Regions from separate parts of the Homo sapiens genome. Here regions 1, 2 and 4 are each linked to region 3. A link is a contact called in ENCODE Hi-C or POLR2A ChIA-PET data. All regions are on one chromosome and are shown on one strand. Each heading gives the region's core, a stretch centred on a gene start or an enhancer-like site at or near the end of the contact. The rest is flanking DNA. Distances are from core to core; before and after follow the strand shown. Region 1 holds the start of SENP8 (SUMO peptidase family member, NEDD8 specific). Region 2 holds the start of PKM (pyruvate kinase M1/2). Region 3 holds the start of SIN3A (SIN3 transcription regulator family member A). Region 4 holds the start of ST20 (suppressor of tumorigenicity 20).

Region 1 (4,484 bases), core at 1,006-3,505, 3.3 Mb after region 3:
AAAATTAGTTTCCTTTATATTACTACGTATTCTATTTTATATATTTAAGAACATTTTTCTGAGACTGAATCTATAAGGTGGACTGCCAACAAGGTCCACTGGGTAAAAGAGGTTAAGAACCTTTTTTGTACTTATTAATTACTTCTAGTAATATAATCTAAACTCTTCACCATGGAATTCAAGGCTCCTCATAATCTGTTCACACCCACTTTATCATCTTCATCTCTGTCCCACCTCTACTCTCCATACTATGCTCTAGCCATACTAGACAACAATAACTCGTTCTTATCTGGGTCTGATAGACAGGTTTTTGGATTAACCCTAGTTAATAGATAGCAGCCATACACTGTCTTGGTCTTTACCTCATACAGCTTCTCTGCCTGCCAAGTGAATTCTTTGTTTAAAGGCCTGCTTTCCCTAATACGGTAATTTTCCATCCTAATTGAGCTGTATTTTAAATATCTTTATATCTCATTACTAACTTAAATGATAAATAATAGAAAAAGATTCTAAATTGGCAAGGCACTGTATGTAGTAATCTCTATGAGAGTGGATGTTGGTCTTTGCATCTCATAAATTGGCTTAGCTCTGGATGTTGGTCTCTGCATCTCATAAATTGGCTTAGCTCTGATCATTTTGGGGACAGAAGTGGGGATGGCCTTTGAGCTTTAAGGCTGGAGACAACAGCTGACCAATCCTGGACGGAAGGGAACGGGAGAGCAAAGAGACAAGTAACTAATTTGGACCTGATAAACACTGAGGAATGAACAGTGCTGAAGAGAAAGGCAAGAGTGGCTCCTTCTCCCATTTCCCAGACCAGTTATTCCAAACATAACGCCGCTCAAGTTTCTCATTCCATCTCCAAGCCTCTCTGTAGTTAAATGACCTCCATCTTTTTTTTCTGGGGGCGGGGACGGAGTCTCGCTCTGTCACCCAGGCTGGAGTGCAGTGGCGCGATCTTGGCTCACTGCAAGCTCCGCCTTCCGGGTTCATGCCATTCTCCTGCCTTGGCCTCCCGAGTAGCTGGGACTACAGGCGCCTGCTACCACGCCCGGCTAATTTTTTGTATATTTAGTAGAGACGAGGTTTCACCATGTTGGCCTGGATGGTCTCGATCTCTTGACCTCGTGATCCACCCGCCTCGGCCTCCCAAAGTGCTGGGATTACAGGCGTGAGCCACCGCGCCCGGCTAAATGACCTCCATCTTAATGTTACAGAGCCAACTGTCTCAACTTCCTTCTCTCTAGTTTAGTGAGTCTCAATCTTTAGCATTAGAGTCACCTGTGGAGCTTTAAAACAGTAATGACACCTGGCACAACCCAGAATTTAATTGGTCTAGAGTGGGGCAACAGTATTGGTTTTATTTAACAAAAAGTTTCCCAGGTGATTCAAATGCACATACAAGGTTGCGTTCCACTAGTGATCTTGATCTTATAAATTAGCCTCCCTCACCCTCGAAGAGGCCACTTCTCGGTTTCATGGTACGCTTTTGAGTCTTCTACCTAAACAGAAAACATTCCTGAGGGCCATATTCTCGTTCCTCATTTCTCTAACTTTATAACGATGCTTCTTTAAAGGGAAGTCTACACTAGTACGGTTTCCATCAGGTTTATTTTACTTCTTTTTTCTCTTTCAGACCACCACTGTCACATGCTCTTGCGCCCGTTATTCTGCTTTTACCTCCTTTCGTATTTCTTTGACCAGGTACTGGATTACTAGTCTTTTAACACAGTCCTCTAAAAGTGACCCAAAAGTCACCCTGGAAAGGGCTTCCTCACGTTATCCTCCTACACAACCTGGGACCCCTCTTCTGTGCGCAGACAGCATCCCGTGCATTTTTCTCTATTGTCACTTTATTGTACTACCACTGCGGATTCTCTCACGGTCTCCTATACAAAAGCACTTCAAAAAGCTGACACCACTTAATTCGCCTCTGACATTCTGGAACCCAAGGCATGGAAACCACTCAGTGAAAAGTCTGAGAAATGAATGGAAACGGAGGTCGGGGCGGGGACAATGGAGGGGGCAGTGGGTGGAGAGAGCGTGCGTGTTTGAAAAGGGGCGGGGGCTATGACCGGCGGCGCTGAGAATCCAGGTCCAGAATCGGGAGGGAGCACGGATACGCCAGAATCTGAGTGGGTGGGAGAGCGATCCACTGCCGAGACAAACCGAAGTGGGGAGGAGGCTTCTTACCTGCCTCGGGCCTCACCACCCCAACCAGCCTTCAGGCACCTCTGTGTTGGCCGGAAAGCGACAGCTACGGTCGCAAACTCAGAGGTTTCGTCCCCAACCTTGCGACATCCCTTTCCAGTACAGGGAGAATCTAAAGCTGAGTTCCCTGCTCTGCCGTAAGGTGAAGAAGAAAAAATTTGGGCGGGGCCGCCTGGGGCGTAGGAAAGGGGGCGTGTCTGCGCAAGCGCACGCTGTACTCTCCAGTGGCGTCACGTGCGGGGGCGGGACAGGGCGGGGCCGACCCGTGCTGGCAGTAGGGGGCGTGGGAGGTAAGTGCGCGCGCGCCTGCTCGCCTGCAGCCGGGGAGTCGCGCGGGGCGGGGCCGCGTGCGCGGGGTCGGGGGCGCGCGACCGAAGCGGATAAGGGACGCGGCGGCGGTTGGCTGTGTCTGTTGAGAGAGTACAGGACAGCCCGGACTGCGAGAGGCGGCGGCGGAGGCAGTAGTTGCACCGGCAGAGGCGGCCGCTGGCAGCGGTTGAGGCGGCGGTCCAACGCGTGCTCTCTGGGCGGGGTGCGGCGGGGGATGTGCCTGCTCAGGCCGGGCGGAGTCTCTCTGACAGGGCGGGGGATGCGCCGCGGCCGCTCGCCCGGACCCTGAGGCTGCTGGGCCCACCCTCCCGGAACCGTCCGACCCTCGGTGGCCTCGGCCTCTTCTGCCATCTCCGGTCCTACCCTGGGGCGGAGGGTGGAAGGCAGCTTCCGTCGAAGAGGAGGGGGCTGCGGTGGCCACCGCGGCGGAGCCCGAGGTAAGACCCGCCCAAGCGCCCAGCGGCCCTGCAGCCCGTCCTGGCCCACGTCTCAGCCTCGCTATTTGGCTCCGGTCGGGCCGCCCCGCCCCGTCCCAGCGGAGACGCCCCGCGAGCGGGTCTGCGCCGAGCCTCCCAAACACCAGATCACGGCCCCGGATCCCCAGTAGACCCCACCCCCTGTATCTTCCATTGGCCGGGCACCATTCCGGCCCTCCAGCCTCCCCGGAGATTCTGTCACGGTCCCCCCAACCCAGCAGACCCCATTAGTACCCCTCAGAGTCCCTTAGGACTCTTAATGGAGCTTCTAGACTACGTTACATCCTCCCTTGGGCTGACGTGATTACAGTTCTCAGGCAAAGTCTCGACCGCCCCCTAACCCATTGCGTCCCCCATGTGCCCCTCGCCCTACTCTTCTTAGTAGAACCCCTCCCAGCTCGCTCATCACCAAGCCGACTAGCACTAACCCTAGCCATCACGGCTTTCAGATAGCCGCTGTCATGGTGTTCTTACTCCCGGTAGATGTGGTGTCAGTCCCTCTAGACACCGTCACAGACTTTGGCTTCTCTCCCACCACCGACTGTAGCCTCTCTCAACAGACCTCTCCTCAAGCAAACCTTGTTATCTTTCTCCTTAGTCGCGATCCTTTCTTTGGTTGAAAGGGCTTTGCCATGAAATCCTGAGGGAATATTTGCTTAGCCTAATGTATTCCCTCCATTGTGGCTTAAGGGGACCGACCGAGACCCATGTTTGGAGGGGTTGGGCTGAAAAAAGTGGGAGGCAGAGTGAAGTTATGGAAGCATGAGGCCAGTTGTGTGTGTGCCATTATAAGGTCACAGAGCCTGCACCTCGTCTTGTCTGTTCTGTGTAGAACGTGTGAGGTTGTCCAGCACTGATGTTTTAGGGACCTCTGTAAGGATTAAATCACGTTGCACTAGTGGATATAACTATGTCGTCTTGTAGTATTACTTCACCTCCTTGTCGATTGCTGCAGATACTAGAACTGTTTCTTATTTTTATTTTTAAAGGATACTAGGGGACTTTTTTTGGATTCACTGTTTTTTGGATTTGCTAGAAAAATAAGATTTGTAGCATTCCTTAATCCCTGAATGCTTCGATGTCGGTTTAATAATAAACTTCTGTTGCCTGGTGCTGCTGTCTTGCTTCTCCAAGAAGCAAGTACAGAAATCATGCAGTGTTCACTGAGGTCATTACCAACAACAGCCTTCTCAATAGCAGTAAAATGTTGAATAAAATGTTTGTAGAAGTTGAGCTCCTGAGTTGTCAAGAAAGAAATGTAATGTTGCATCAAATGATCAGTACGTAATTTTAATATTGGTATAAAGATGAAATATAAAGAGGTCTTTGTAGTCATACACACACACACAGTAAAAAATGTTAAAGTAACAGGAGAAAATCACATTAAAATTATAGATAATAACTAGACGTAAAAGCCAAAAGTTTCGGAAGAGTAATGTAGTAAAAATTTCTGTTCCGCCTTCACTC
Region 2 (4,804 bases), core at 206-2,705, 3.2 Mb after region 3:
TCCACCACTGTTCTTAGTTTGTCCTCAGCTCAGGGGCCAGGGAGGGACTTTTATGCCATCCCTCTTTCTCTGATAGAGAGGAATCTAACCCTCCCTAGGGGGGCATGTCTTTTTTCCTTCTCAACAACTTCATGTTCTTTCACCACCTTAATAATCAAGCATTTCCTTCCCAACAACAACTAAAGGGACCAGGAAAGACTTACAGAAGAAAGTGAAAGATTTTTATCTCACTTCAAACAGAAATTTACTTTTAGGCTGTCACTGTCTCCTCCCAGCTTATCTGAGCTAACAGGAAGCGAATGAAGGCCTGTGATTCAGCTGCAGGCAGCGGGTATGCCTGAGCAGGTCACACCCATTTGGTCTCTTTTGCCAGGAAAATAAAAAAAGAACCTAAGAGAACGGTCTTCACATTTTGAATGCGCAACATTGTATCTGTGAATGAAGGCAAGAGTTAACAGCTGTTTAATTGATAACTGCTCGCATCATTAGTTGCTGGCTAACAACTGGGAAATCAGAAAATGTCTTGTAGAAAAATGTAAGAAAAGTTCCAACAATACTGACTTAAACACGACAAAGGTGAAAACAGAAATGCTGACTCCTGCATAGGTTATCGGCCCTAATGTTCTGACTTGATATTTCCAGATGCCCAGCTCTGCGCTAATATCAACACCGTCTATTTACTTTCTACTCTGAGGCATTCGCTCTGCAGGATTCCAGACCCTACTAAATTATTCACATGGCCCCAACCGGTCCTTCCTTGTTCCGCGGTCCTAACACAATGAATGGTCCTAAGAGGAAAACGGCCTCGCGCTCCCGCTCCAGGCCCACTTCGCAGTCCCTAGTTCTCCCTACTGCCGCTCCAGTGCCAGAGCCCCTCCGAAGGCGGCCAGGACCTCCAACCACGCACAAGTCTGCAGCTCTCCCCAACTTTCCGTTCAGCTCAGTCTCCGAGGGTGCGCCAGAGCAGACACCCGGAGGAGTGGGGAGTGGCAGGGCGGGGCCGGGAGAATGCTGCCCCGGAACCCATAAATCTGGGCCCTGCCCAGGTAGGCCGGGACAGCTGGGGTGGCCTGGGCCGAGAGCCAAGAAAAGACACCCCATCTGGCAGCCCAACTTGGCGGCAACAGGTGGCCCGGCGCCCGGGGGTCTGGGAGGAAAGTCGCTCCGGGGGCGGGCCCCGTTGCCCCGCCGCGTCCCCATTGGTCATCAGGTTTCTTAAAATGTGACTCTGAATCTGTGTCCTTCCGCCGCAGAATTTAGTCCCACCGAAAGGGCAACCTGCCCGCGCGTTCCGCCGCCGCCGCCGCGCTTCCTCCTGAAGGTGACTGCGCCCGCGGGGACGCAGGGGGCGGGGCCCGGGTCGCCCGGAGCCGGGATTGGGCAGAGGGCGGGGCGGCGGAGGGATTGCGGCGGCCCGCAGCGGGATAACCTTGAGGCTGAGGCAGTGGCTCCTTGCACAGCAGCTGCACGCGCCGTGGCTCCGGATCTCTTCGTCTTTGCAGCGTAGCCCGAGTCGGTCAGCGCCGGAGGTGAGCGGTGCAGGAGGCTACGCCATCAGTCCCCACCAAGGGCCAGTCGCCCGGCTAGTGCGGAATCCCGGCGCGCCGGCCGGCCCCGGGCACGCAGGCAGGGCGGCGCAGGATCCAGGGCGTCTGGGATGCAGTGGAGCTCAGAGAGAGGAGAACGGCTCCTCACGCCTGGGGCCTGCTCTTCAGAAGTCCCCAGCGCCGTTCCTTCCAGATCAGGCGGGTCCGCCGGCTCCTTTCCCGCCCCAGCCCTACCCCCTCATTCTGGTCCCATCCTCTTCCTCCTGCCCCAATCCTCAATGCGCCTCCATCCTCGCCTGCCTTCTCTCGGTCCCTCGTGATTGATTCCACCCTTGCTTCCCCTTTCTCCGCGCCGCCTGTTCCGTGCTCGTTTTCCCCTCTTCCTCCTTAAGTCTGGTCCTTCCACCCCCTCCTCTTCAAGCTGTGCGTGTCCCCTGATTCTAATGCTTTCTGTGTAACTCATTGAAACTGCGTTCTGGTTCCCCTCCCGCGTCCATTCTCCATTCATGCGCGACCGCCCTTCCCGCGCCCCAGTTCCCTCTCGCCGCCCCTCCCCCTGCTTGCTGGTCACGTCCGCTCCCCCGCATCCCCTTCCTCGCCTGGCGTGTCCGCTCCCTCCCTCCCTCTCTGCTCTGGTCGCGCCCGCCCACTTGCTCCGGTCTCCGAGCGCGGTCCCACCCCCCTTTTCCATCACCGCCTCCCAGCTCCCAGCAGGCTCGGGCGGTGCTGAGGCCCCGTGTCCGGGGCGGGCGGGCGGAGGGCTGGGCTGGGTGCCCCGCGCGGCGGGCGGGATGCGGCGGCCCGGGGGCAGCTGGAGACTTACGTAACGTTGGCCTGCCCCGCTGCCGGGAGGCAGGGCGGTTGCCCCTGCGGCGCGGTGCCGTCCCCTGTGGCCGGGATTAGATGGGCGGCCTGCGAGGGCCTGGGAATGGCTCGGGGCCCGAGAGCTCGACCGGCCCTTGCCGGGTGGCCGCCAGGGACCACGCTCCATCTCGCCGCGGCCGGGCTGCACGTAGCGGCCGCGCCCAGGGCCCACCCCGCTTCACCGGGCGATGGCCTTGGGCCTCGTAACGGGCGGGATAAACCTCTGCAGGCTTTGCTGGGGCCTCCTGGCCCTCGCCCGTTCCGCGCCTCTCCGGCACGTTTCTTTCTTTTCCTTTCTTTTTTCTTTCTTTTTTTTTTTTTTAATTATCCGGCACATTTTTTAACAAATGCGTCCTGATTGTGGAACGCGGAGGCCGCGGGGTGGGGTGGGGATCTGGTTACGGAGGGGGCAGGAAATCTGTCGCGTTCACTGAACGCAAACGGTGTGGGTCAAGGGCTGTTTGGGGGTCAGAGTTAGAGACCAGGATGACTAGACGAGTCATAGCCCACCGAGCTCACAATCTTAAAATGTATCTCCTGTAATGCTGGGAGTGGGGTACGAGCTTCCTGCTGTGGGAGGGAGGGGGACAGGAAGCCTCGTAAGGTCTCACCAGGTGGCAAGCACACTGGATTAGAAGATGCAGGAAAGCACCTTCCAGTCTGAAGATCATTTAAAGACTCAGTCATGTAAGGGCATCCCTTGGCTTCTTAATCTACGTACTCCAGACCCAGGGCTTGGACCTTTGCTGGTACGGGTTAAAGTGAGGCCGACAGTGAAGGTCCACGTGGAGAGAGACATTGGGAAGTTGTCAAAAAGGCGTTTAGAATCAGGTTTGACTCATTAATTTCCTGAGACTCTGAAGGAGTTCAGCCTCTACACCTCAGTTTCCCCTGGGAAAACTGGGAGTAACATTTTCCTCATGATGGTTGAAAGGATTCATGCTTACGTGGATGTGGCACACTCAGTAAGTGTCTAATCTCTGGCGAAATACCCAGAAGAAAAGCCTGTGACTGAATATATTATTTTTGAGCACAATTACTTAGTCCACAATTGAGCATAAGGGCCTTGATCCATTGTCTTCCTACTGTCCCCAAACGCCTACAGCTAATCGTGAGGAATCAGGCTCTCTGAATAACCACGTGTCTCCTGGAAACCAGTTCCCCAAGGGATCTGGTTTAATATTGACAAAGTAACTGATAATGTAACTTTCCAACTCTCTGCTTGGAGCAGATGCTTTTTGGTCATCTGAGATTGGGACCTGTAGACAAAGGCAGGCAAGGAGGGGCTGAGTTAAGCCTTTGGTGTTCCGCTGTAAGTAGAATACTACCTACCAGAGGAACATTCCAGCCCTTGACTTGCTCTGCCTGCTGGTGAGATTAGGATTGGAGCCAGGGTCAGTAGCCCCCAGTTGGCCGTCTTGAGGGTGTGGCCACTCCCTAGGTCACAGAGGAGATGGAGGTCAGGACTCCCCTGCTGCAGCGTTGTTAGCAAATAATTTGCCCTTTGGTGGCCTGAGGTGCTGTGGGGGCAGGAGTGGGCTGTCTTGTGGGGAAGGGAAATGTAACGTATCACCAAATCTGTGGGGGAGTGGGGCTCTGTGGGGAAGATGACTCAACCTTTCAATTATTCTGCTTTTGAGAGAATTATCTTCGCTGGGTGAGTGGGGAAACTACATTGTGGTTCTTGCAGGCTTAAAAAGTCCCTTCTCCCCTTTCAGTGAGTCAGATAATGAAGCATGCATTTCCCCTAATTAAAAATGCCTCAACTACGGAGCTTGCAGTGAGCCGAGATCGCGCCACTGCACTCCAGCCTGGGCGACAGAGCGAGACTCCTTCTCAAAAAAAAAAAAAAAAAAAGCCACAACTAATTAAAAAATGATTGGTCCGGGTCACCTGGTTCTCTGTACTGCCTTAAGAGCTTAAGTGTAGACTGGCAGAGCCCGGTGCCCAGCTAATGCCGTCTGTGCAGCTTCATTCCTGGCCCTTTTGTAGCGGGCACAGCCGCCTCTCCTGGGACTTGATTAATGATGACTTAAAGAAGGTTCTTGAACTCATTTCTCAGTTACTGACTTGAGCCAAAATGTATGGATGTTGGTCTCCTGTCTAGCACAACTGCTTTCATTTTAAGCATTGCATTAGAAATAATGTTGTATTCATATTTTAGCAAAGAGCATCATTAGCTCTTTAAGAACCGTACCCCCAGTGACTTAGCAAATTTGGTGGCGGTGACTCTAAACAGCTAGCACTTTATGGGAGTTGCTTCTGTGCCTTGAATGTTGTGACACTGATGTGGGGTCACAGGAAAAACCATTTTATTTCCTAAAGCTGTTTATTTCTTAATATTGAGGCAATGGAAGAAATGAGGAAACGGCCGTGGGCAGGAAGGTAGAAGA
Region 3 (4,663 bases), core at 1,277-3,776:
GCTCCGCCTATCGGGAGGCCGGGCTGGAGTTTAAGTTGCTAGGATTTTTTTTTCGCGGAGGGAGGAGGGACGGTTCTTGCGGATGACGTGAGGCGCAAGGTCCCGCCCCCGCCTCTGATTGGTGGGGCGGGTAGCCCGGCCTCCTCCGGCGGAGAGAGCTGGGAGGGGAAGTCCACCCTTGCTCCCCGCCTCCCTCCGCTCTTGAGCGCGCTCCGCACATGTGTGAGGCCCGCCTAGCTCCTTCGAACTGCCCTCCCGCCCGGAAGTCCTAGGCTCGGCGCCCTTGGCGAGGGGGGCGGGGAGAGCCGAGAAGCCACACAAAGGTTCCACCGAGGCTCGAGACCTAGTAGCCTTCGGGGTGAAGCCAGGGGATTACAGTGCGGAGTGGATTTCGGGAGCGAAACTCCGGAGGTTCTGCTGGGTTTGAGATCTGCCTTTCGGGGCCGGGGCCAAGTACTAAAGTTCTAACCCTGTCGCTTGGCTATTTCCGTGCCCCTTGACTTCCCTGAGCTTAAGCTCGAGAACTCTGCAGACGCTGCAAGTGTCTGTTCTTTCCTAGGCATGGCAGCGGCTGTCCTTAGTTGGCTGTATCTGAGACTCTGACAACCTAGTGCCCTGGCCTGGGGCCCTTAGGCGAGATCTTAGCGCAGGTGGTACCCTGTGTTCACGGGAAGTCGTGGGCGGCCTAATGCTGGCTTGGGTTCTGAGTAGTTCTTGATACCATGGTGGGAATGCCCTGTGGTACTCAGTCTAGTGGTGGAAGGCGGCGCAAAGTTAAAAGTAGCCGTGGGTCAGTTCTGCTGGAGTGCCGCTTCCTCCTAACCTCCGAGCAGTTTGGCCCTGGGGTCGCTTCGTTGGTCTGACTTATTTTTAGAGCTCTGTCCTGGGGCAGGGCTTGGCTACTGGCGAGGCTGCTCCCACCTGTCGGCTACCCTTGGAGTTCACAATTCGCTGCTGTGGTTTCGCGGCTCGAAGCCATCGCTGGAGTCAGGCCCACCTGCTGCCAGAGCTCGTTCCTGGCCGTTTCCGCTGGATTGCAGAGGGAGGACAGTGTTGGACCTAGGCGTGGGTTCCCTGGGCGTGTCCCTTGGGGTCTTAGCTCTCTGGGAGGAGGGTTCTACTTATTCGGGAGAGCGGTAACAACGTAATCCCGTCACCTCTCCTGGCGCTGAGAGAGCGCCCCCCAAAGTAAGATCAGCGTCAGGCCCACGCCCTATTTGGTGAATAAATAAAAGCAAACTAGGAATTGAAAGCACTTTGTCTCACTGTGTGTTCGAGGCACTGTTACCTACACAGAGAGGGCACAGGAACTGCTATTAACACTCCCGGCCAAGGAGAAGGTGAACAGCCGTTATCTTATGTCCCCAACTACGGAAATTTTATCCATTCTCTGAGTGTGGCATGTCCCCAATGTTAATTTATGCCGTGGCCTGTTTTGGTGTTTTCCTCTCCTTTCTCAGTTCTGAGGATGCCTCCAGATCCACCCGGGAGATCGTGAGTACCTTGTGCCTCACGCTCCGCCTTCCGGAGGCTTGCCAGGGCGGTGGCTGTTAGAGCCCGCCTCTCTTTTGGTTATCTCCGCCCTCTTAGGACTGCATATTCAGCTCTAGGGAGTTTACTTCTCCGCCTAGGTCTCCAGACCTTAGTTCTGTACTCTACTTGGCTGAAAGGAGTTGCCAGCTGCTCCGGATATTTGTGTTTACAAGGACGCAGTGTGTAGAATGTAAACTGTAAAGATAACTGGACGGAAGGATGAGTTCTCATTCTCTCATTTTTTTTGTGAGGGAGTCCTCCATGGTGGGCTGCCTTTCCTTCAAATCCTAGGATGTGGAGTCTCCGCTGATGAGCTCCGCTCCCCCTCCTATCTCGGGCCCTGGAACTCCGAGCTTCAGTCTCTAGTGTAAACATTCCACAAAAGGACTGCTAAGGTTCAGCCTCCTCGCGCAGGGTGGAATTAGCTCCTTCCTAGACGGGCGCCCTGGCCAATGGAGGGTCCTACCAGCGCCAAGATATCCAATCCGACTCTTGGGGCGGGGCCTGGCCCGGCAGTGCGGTAGGCGGAGCCTGTTTCACTTACAGACATTTTACCCCACATCGGTTACTTACCTTACTGGGGCGGTGGGAGAGCCAGGGGTAGCCTTCCAATGCGATGACCAGCGGAGGCGGGAGCCAACTTGTTAGGCCTGTGGCTGAGACGCTGCAGGGCGGGTTATGTGGTGTCCTCCAATGAGACAGGAAGAGCTTCCCTGCTTCCTCCAATAGTGTTGGGGCTCGGGGGTGGGCTTCAGCAGTCCGTCTCCAATAGGCGGGGTTGAGTTAGGGAAGCTCCCCGCCAATAGGGGCGTGGAGAAGGAGAGCGGCTCCCCCTCCCCTACCAGTCGAGGGGGAAGGGGCGGGAAAATCATAAGACAGGCCTCGGTGGTTGGCTGAGTCTTTGACGGGCGGGTATTGCGTCCTGTATTGGAACGAAGCTGAGTCTTCCCTCTGCGGGGCGGGGTCGGGGGAGTGGGCGGGATTTCCCGGGTAACAGAGAAGCGGCCGCGGCGGTAGAGGCGGCGGAGACGGTTTCTCCATCTTCCCCCCTCCCCTTCCCCCCTCGGAGTTTCCCTCCCTCCCTCCCTCCCTCCTTCCCAGTCTGGGCACCGGAGCCTGTGACCGCTTCGTTAGTGGAGAGGTAGCTGGCAGTCCGCTTCGGCGGGCCTGTGCCCCGCGCCGTTCTCGGGGCCTCCCTGCTGAGCTCGCGGCTCACGCTGAGAGGGACACGCAGTGACGAGCGGCCGAAGCAGCTTTGCGGTGAGAGCACGCTGGGCCGGGGGCCGGGCGGGAGCCTGGTGGCGGGTAACGCCGGACTCGAGGGTGTGTATTTTGGGGGGGGGGGGCTGACCTCCTCGGCTTCCCGTAGAGCAGACGGGCGGGAGGTGTGTGGTTGTGTGAGGGGGGTGGGGGGCGGAGCGGGGTAGCTCTCCGCGCGGGAGGGGGAGGAGAGCGTAGTCCCGGTGCGCGCGGAGGGGGGCGGGCTCTCGCGCCGCCGCTCAGAGGCGGGGCCGGCGCGCGCGTGCGATTGTGGAGAAAGGGGCGGGGCCGGCTTCGCGCTGAGTGCAGTTTGCGGCCGACCACCCCCTCCCCTCCTCCTGGGGTGGGCGGGGCCTCGGGCTGGCGGCCGCGCTCTGGCCTGCTGGGGTCGGGGAGGGGTAGGGGGGGGTCTCCCGCGTGTAGATTCAGGGCGCGGCAGGGAGGGGGCGTGAAGTCTGAGTTCCTCCGCCTTCTTGGGATCCGGTTGGCCGGAGGGGCCGTACTGATCCGTGATGCCACTCCCCTTGGCCGTCCCCCCCTGCACCCCGCCCAGGCCCCGGGTTTCCGCCTCCTTGGCAATGAGGAGGTGCTAGGGAAAGCCCGCTGTCGGGTCTGGCTGGGAGTCTCGGCGCCTAGATCTGCCCCGCCCTATGTCTCCGTGGGGAGGGAGGGGCACCCGCCGACTGGGAGCTGTGGAGGTGTCAGGACTTACTCTTGTGGCTGGGTCATGCCTTCTGCCTGGGGGCACAAGGGCCCTGTGCCGGAGCTGCTTTCTCCGCTTTGCTCCATGCAGCGTGTCTGGCACCGTGCAGCCAGGAGAGTGGGAGCATGGTCACCCCCACTCCCCTCTTGGTTGTAACTATTGGGGCGAAGTGCCCAAGGTCCTCTTGTAGGAGCGTGCGTGGCTGGTGCTGGAACCCTAGATCCGCGGTGGTGATGGTAGGGGAGGGGCAGGGAGTCATCAGAGACTAGAAATGTGGCGGAGGGAAAACCTTCCCTGGGGTTCCCTTGATGTTCAGTTACCGTGGCTGTACGGGGCGGGGCTTCCTTTGAGCCAATGGGTGGTGGGTAGTAGACTTGGCGTCTGTTTCGGTGCGTTAGGACTTTAAACGAAGTTAGCCTTGAAAAGGCAGTGGAAGCTCCTCCTCTTTACAAGGCTGAGATTTATAACAGGAAAGTTTGGATTTACATTTTAATCTCAAAACTGGTCTGTTTATAAAGTAGGGTTTGTTTTTTTTTTTTAAGAACTCAGACTTTGAATAAAATACTCCGATATCTCTGACAGTTGTATTTTTGAATGCTTTCATTGTGCACATGGTTCTGCTATATAAACTTAGTTTCCTGGACGGGCGCGGTGGCTCATGCCTGTAATCCTAGCACTTTGGGAGGCCGAGGCAGGTGGATCACTTGAGGTCAGGAGTTCGAGACCAGCCAGGCTTACATGGCGAAACCCTGTTTCTACTAAAAATACAAAAAAAAGCTGGGCGTGGTGGCAAGCGCCTGTAATCCCAGCTACTGGGGAGGCTGAGGCAGGAGAATCACTTGAACCCGGGAGGCGAGGGTGCAGTGAGCCGAGATGGTGCCATTGCACTGTAGCCTGGGCGACAGGAGCAAAACTCCGCCTCAAAAAACAACCAAAAAAACTTGGTTTCCTAAAGAATTTGCTATTTAGGTAACTATAGGTGAAAAGTCTTTTCTTTTTTATTTTATGTACTTATGTTAGACCATCTAGACCACTTTCTATTTATACTCTACATAGTACAGTGTTGTTGCCCTTTTTATTTCAGAGGAGGGTGGAATTGTGGATCAGGGTAGCCTTCTGTATGTGACTTCTGTAGCGTTGCCCTCCAGCCTGTATTGGAGAGTTGCC
Region 4 (4,550 bases), core at 1-2,500, 4.5 Mb before region 3:
AGCCAAAGCAGCGCACAATTGACATCTGAAGCCCAATGAATGTGATCAAAACAAAGCACTTAAATTTTGTTTGGATTTGCTGCCACTAGTACACATCGTAAAGGCAGATTTTCACACTCATACAATTTTCTGCATTCTTCAGTATCTGTCAGCGTGTTCAAATACTTTTAATACACAACTTTTAATACACAAGACACACTTTGGAAAACTTTTTCCGAAGAAAATGATCCAAAGAGCAGAATGTGAGTCAATAAACGGAGAAAGGCAAGCAGCGGTTTTCCATCTTCTGCGCCAGTGTGCTGTAAACTTTTAAGTCCGGAAAACTATGTTTTAACCGATGAGATAATGCCTTTCAAAGTGATTAGCACGACCGGGCGCGCGGTGGCTGACGCCAGTAATCCCAGCACTTTTGAGTGGCTGAGGTGAGCGGATCACCCTGAGGTCAGGGTCGAGACCAGCCTGGCCAAAATGGCGAAACCCCGTCTCTACTAAAATACAAAAATCAGCGAGGCGTGGTGGCGCCCGCCTGTAATCCCAGTTACTCGGGAGGCTGAGGCAGGAGAATCGCTTTAAACCGGGAGGCGGAGGTTGCAGAGCCAAGATCGGGCCATTGCACTCCAGCCTCGGTGACAAAATATAATAATAATAAAATTAAAAAGGGCTTAGCATAGTATCTGGCCAGTAAGAAGAAATTATGATTATTATTTTGACCTTAGACCTCTCTTAACTGTCTGAAATTCGGGTTTCTTAAAGGACACAGGCGGTCTCTGAGGCTCCCGCCAGCGGAAACAATCTCCCATTAAAATAGGCATCGGTTAAATATTTGCTGAACAAAGTAAACTACGTCTCCCCGAATCCCATTGAGCGCCTACTCGAGATCCGGACCGGAGCCGGGCAGGACGGGCCCGTCGGTCCCACACGCCGTATAAGTGGGTGGAGAATACCCCACACGCCCAGACCAATAGGCGGGGTGAACGAGGACCGTGTTCACCAACTCAGCCCGGCTCGCGGAATGCCTTCTGTTCGCCTCCGGGCTTGCAGTGGCTTTCCGTCGCAGGTCAGGCCGCGTTCCACTTCCGCCGGCAGTCCAGACACGCCCCTCCGGGTCCAATCCCCGCCCCTCACACACCTGGCCCCGCCCCGTCGGGAGCTCGGCGGTCCTCTCTGCGCTAGGTCTTCTTAGCGCCCGACGGGGCCACGCCCATCCCCGACGCTCTGAGGTCACCTACAGGGCCGACCCTCGGTGGGCGGAGGGACGGAGGGAAGATGGCTGCAGAGACCGGATATTGGCGCTGCCTCCCCGAATCCCGGACCTGCGCTGAGGAGGCGGTTCATCTGTGGCCAGCGGTGCTTCGGGACCCGCGCTGGGGGAACCCTGGCGACGGGGCCTGGCCCTGCTATATGCGGGGGCCTCGGCTGGAGTGAGCGGCGTGGACGCCTCTTTCCTCCGGCTCTTCCCTTGTTGCTGCGAGAGCGAGAGGGCCGCGGGCGGCGGAGGCAGCGGGGCCGGGATGGAGGACGTTAACTCTAACGTGAACGCGGACCAGGAGGTGCGGAAGCTGCAGGTGCCGGTGAAGAAGCTGGGGAAGCAGCACGAACAGCCGAGGAGCCGCTCGCGCTGTGCTGGGCCCCGGCTCCATCGCGGTTCGCCGGCTCCTCCACTCCCTCCTACGGCGCGGGGTCCCCTCGGGGCTTCCCCTTGGGTCTCAGCGCAAAGTCGGGCGGCGGGGCCGGATGGACCCGAGGCGGACGAATAACGAGGAGCTGCGAGACGCCACCTTCTTGCTGGCGGCGGGGGAGGGCGGCTTGCTAGACGACCTGGAGCGTCTGTCAGGCTAGGAGGAGGGGGAGGAGAGCTGGTGAGCGCCGGGCGCCGGGCGGGGCTGGGCGGGGACGCCCCGGTGGCGGAGGACGTCCCGGAGGATCCCTCTGGTCGGGCGCCTGGCTTTGTGTAGCCAGCCAGGTCCGCTCTCGGCGGGTACTCGTGGTCTTGCTCTGGCAGAGGGGAGGTCAGTTGGAGTTGGGGGTTCGAGGCTTGCAAGTACAGGGCTTGTAGCTCCTTCTCTGGATTGTGGACCCTCTGGGTGCTGGGCCCTATTGGGGTTGGTGGGTTGGTTGGATCCAGAAGGGCTGTTCGCCGTGGGGAGGAGTCGGAGGTGGGAAACTGCTTTGTAGGCAGGGATTCTGCTTTGTATAGGAGACCAGCTTTCGGATGCTGGTCTGGGCATTTTGGATGTTGGGGAGGGGTTTGGCTTGATGAGGTATCACCAAGTTCGGGGGGTGCAGACCAAAGTCGCCGACGTCTATGCAGCGGTTGGTGTTTGGGATCAATTTCTAGCGTGGATGGGGAGACCATGTGGATCAGCACTCCCCTTTAGGTAGTGGGGTAAAGCTTGCTCTGTGTGAAGAGGTCAGAGGATGGTGGTGTTTTGTGTGAAGAATCAAGGGTGAAACAAGAGCCCTGGCTCTGATATTTTAAAACAAGAATTGAGTCTGGCATTTTGCAGAGCTCTGAATTGACATTTATCACATCTATCCTTCATTTCCATGTCCTCCTATGGGCAGAAAAGAGTCCTATTTTAATACCTAAACCAAAGCTGTATTGTCATAAGCCACTTCTTGATGAAATTGTGACACACACCTTAATATCACTTTCATAAATAGGAAATGGGAGGCTTTTCTCCTCATTTTATTATAAAGATGTCTGTGGGAAATTCTCTTAATTCATCCTCTTTAAAATTTTACCTTTTAGCTAAAATGTCTCTGTTGAAATTCAAATTTCTAACTTAGTGAAATCGAAATCATTCATAGACTGTAGTATTGCAGGGCTCGAACTGTGCAGTGTTCTGAGGTAGTTAAGAGCTTTGCTGGATTCAGGCCCTGGGTTTGCCCAGGCCTGTATGACCTTGAGCAAGTTATTCTGAGCTTCACTTTCTTCCTCTATGATGGAGAAAATAATGATAGCACTTACCTCTATAGAGTTATGAAAATTTAGTAAGATAATCCATGTATGCATTTAGCACTGTTGAGATCTTGGCTTACTGCAAGCTCCGCCTCCTGGGTTCACACCGTTCTCCTGCCTCAGCCTCCCGAGTAGTTGGGACTACAGGCACTGGCCACCACTCCCTGCTAATTTTTTGTTTTCGTATTTTTAGAAGAGACGGGTTTCACCGTGTTAGCCAGGATGGCCTCGATCTGACCTCGTGATCCTCCCGCCTCGGCCTTCCAAAGAGCTGGGATTACAGGCATGAGCCACCATGCCCAGCCTATTACTCTTAAGCCTAGTTATTTAAATCAAACATTTAGTGAGCTCTTACATGATGTTATAGGAGACTCTGAAGATTCTCAACTGTTGATTCCTGTTCATAAGGCAGTTATAGTCTTGTTGAGAACTAAGTTTTATGCAGATAAATAAACTAGAAAGTGTATGGTGAATTGCCGAAAGAGAGAACAAAAGTACTGTCAGTGCGCAGTAACTGGGAAGAAAACAGTAGTCCAAAGTAGAGGGGCCAAACTTTGAGGAGGAGGCTTTGGAGTCTGGAAGTGAGGAAAGAGTGGGAAGGGCATTTTATGCTCTGACAGCTACAAGAGCAGAGTCAGAGATATTTGTAACTCCCAGTTAGGAGATTTGAATAACAGAAGTACTCTTGAGTATATGGTGACAAACCTTTATTTTTTATTTACTATTTTTTTTTTTTTTTGAGACGGAGTCTCGCTCTGTTGCCCTGGCTGGAGTGCAGTGGCATGATCTCAGCTCACTGCAACCTCCGCCTCCCAGGTTCAAGCAATTCTTCTGCCCCAGCCTCCCAAGTAGCTGGGACTGCAGGTGCCCACCCCCATGCCCAGCTAATTTTTGTGTTTTTAGTAGAGATGGAGTTTCACCATACTGGCCAGGCTGGTCTCGAACTCCAGACCTCGTGATCTGCCCGCCTTGGCCTCCCAAAGTGCTGCGTGAGCCACCGCACCCAGCCGACAAACCTTTATTACCAGGTGATATCAAATATTATTAGAGCTGACTGTGGTAGTGACAGTTTTTCATATAAATGAAATTGCATCCTCCCAAAGGAATCCTGAGTATGTATGCACTTTAAAAGAACCCAGAATCATCTAAATATTGTCACATGGCTCTTGCAAGTGATGATAATAGTGATGCTTATAATAATGAGGATTAGCTGCACTCATCAGCCTGTAGAAAGTAAAAAGTTTCCTTTTCGAAATTTCCTTTCTTGTTAAAGAATAAATCATAAGTGTTAGAAATAATAGTTTCTTTTAAAGACTAACTTCCTTCAAGCCTCCTCTGCTCTGTGCTAATGACTCTTCATTAAGCCCTATCCTATGTAGCTGTTAGATATAAGGGAATAAGTATATTCTATGTCCTTGTACTTTAACCAAGATATTTGTGCTGGACATGCTCACAGGCACGTTCCAGCTTGCAGCCTATGCCCCTTCCTTATTTGGAAATATTATTACTTTTCTAAGTCTTTTTGCAAGCAACTTCTTCTTTTCCTTTGTTCTCTATTGCCTTTCCCTATATAGGAAAGTTTTAAGTT

What was found. A loop is a pair of places that touch in the nucleus more often than their neighbours do. ChIA-PET counts read pairs that join two places held with the same protein, here RNA polymerase II (POLR2A). Pooled maps may share reads with other maps.
Region 1: a map of CD8-positive, alpha-beta T cell shows a loop between it and region 3 (11-fold over the local background). The contact joins the promoter of SENP8 here to the promoter of SIN3A in region 3. A Hi-C loop is called at or near these places in 2 of 168 maps with a recorded cell type or tissue (CD8-positive, alpha-beta T cell and naive thymus-derived CD4-positive, alpha-beta T cell) and 12 of 50 pooled maps. POLR2A ChIA-PET finds 5 or more read pairs at or near these places in 1 of 52 experiments (T-cell).
Region 2: a pooled map shows a loop between it and region 3 (29-fold over the local background). The contact joins the promoter of PKM here to the promoter of SIN3A in region 3. A Hi-C loop is called at or near these places in 4 of 37 single-sample maps with no recorded cell type and 14 of 50 pooled maps. POLR2A ChIA-PET finds 5 or more read pairs at or near these places in 2 of 52 experiments (BJ and WTC11).
Region 4: a loop to region 3 is called in a map of naive thymus-derived CD4-positive, alpha-beta T cell, with 34 times the contacts of the local background. The contact joins the promoter of ST20 here to the promoter of SIN3A in region 3. A Hi-C loop is called at or near these places in 1 of 168 maps with a recorded cell type or tissue (naive thymus-derived CD4-positive, alpha-beta T cell) and 7 of 50 pooled maps. POLR2A ChIA-PET finds 5 or more read pairs at or near these places in 1 of 52 experiments (naive thymus-derived CD8-positive, alpha-beta T cell).

Annotation. Positions count from the first base shown.
Region 1 is chr15:72,116,174-72,120,657 of GRCh38, reverse strand. SENP8 (SUMO peptidase family member, NEDD8 specific) reads right to left here and starts at 2,255. Exons shown (of 2, transcript NM_145204.4): 1 at 2,194-2,255. MYO9A (myosin IXA) reads left to right here and starts at 2,508. Exons shown (of 42, transcript NM_006901.4): 1 at 2,508-2,978. RefSeq lists a silencer at 2,387-3,156 and an enhancer at 3,357-3,566.
Region 2 is chr15:72,227,841-72,232,644 of GRCh38, reverse strand. It overlaps PKM (pyruvate kinase M1/2), which reads left to right and starts at 1,455. Exons shown (of 11, transcript NM_002654.6): 1 at 1,455-1,529. RefSeq lists silencers at 1,014-1,513, 2,074-2,583 and an enhancer at 3,966-4,225.
Region 3 is chr15:75,449,553-75,454,215 of GRCh38, reverse strand. It overlaps SIN3A (SIN3 transcription regulator family member A), which reads left to right and starts at 2,526. Exons shown (of 21, transcript NM_001145358.2): 1 at 2,526-2,793. RefSeq lists enhancers at 1-31, 1,111-1,642, 1,872-1,921, 3,632-3,761, 3,189-4,108 and 3 more and silencers at 2,562-2,661, 2,882-3,381.
Region 4 is chr15:79,920,452-79,925,001 of GRCh38, reverse strand. ST20 (suppressor of tumorigenicity 20) reads left to right here and starts at 1,250. Exons shown (of 3, transcript NR_037653.2): 1 at 1,250-1,550. It overlaps ST20-MTHFS (ST20-MTHFS readthrough), which reads left to right and starts at 1,910. Exons shown (of 4, transcript NM_001199760.2): 1 at 1,910-1,963. It overlaps ST20-AS1 (ST20 antisense RNA 1), which reads right to left and starts at 2,231. Exons shown (of 1, transcript NR_028330.1): 1 at 148-2,231. RefSeq lists enhancers at 11-671, 873-922, 1,353-1,532 and silencers at 1,063-1,212, 1,833-1,882, 1,893-1,962, 1,983-2,092.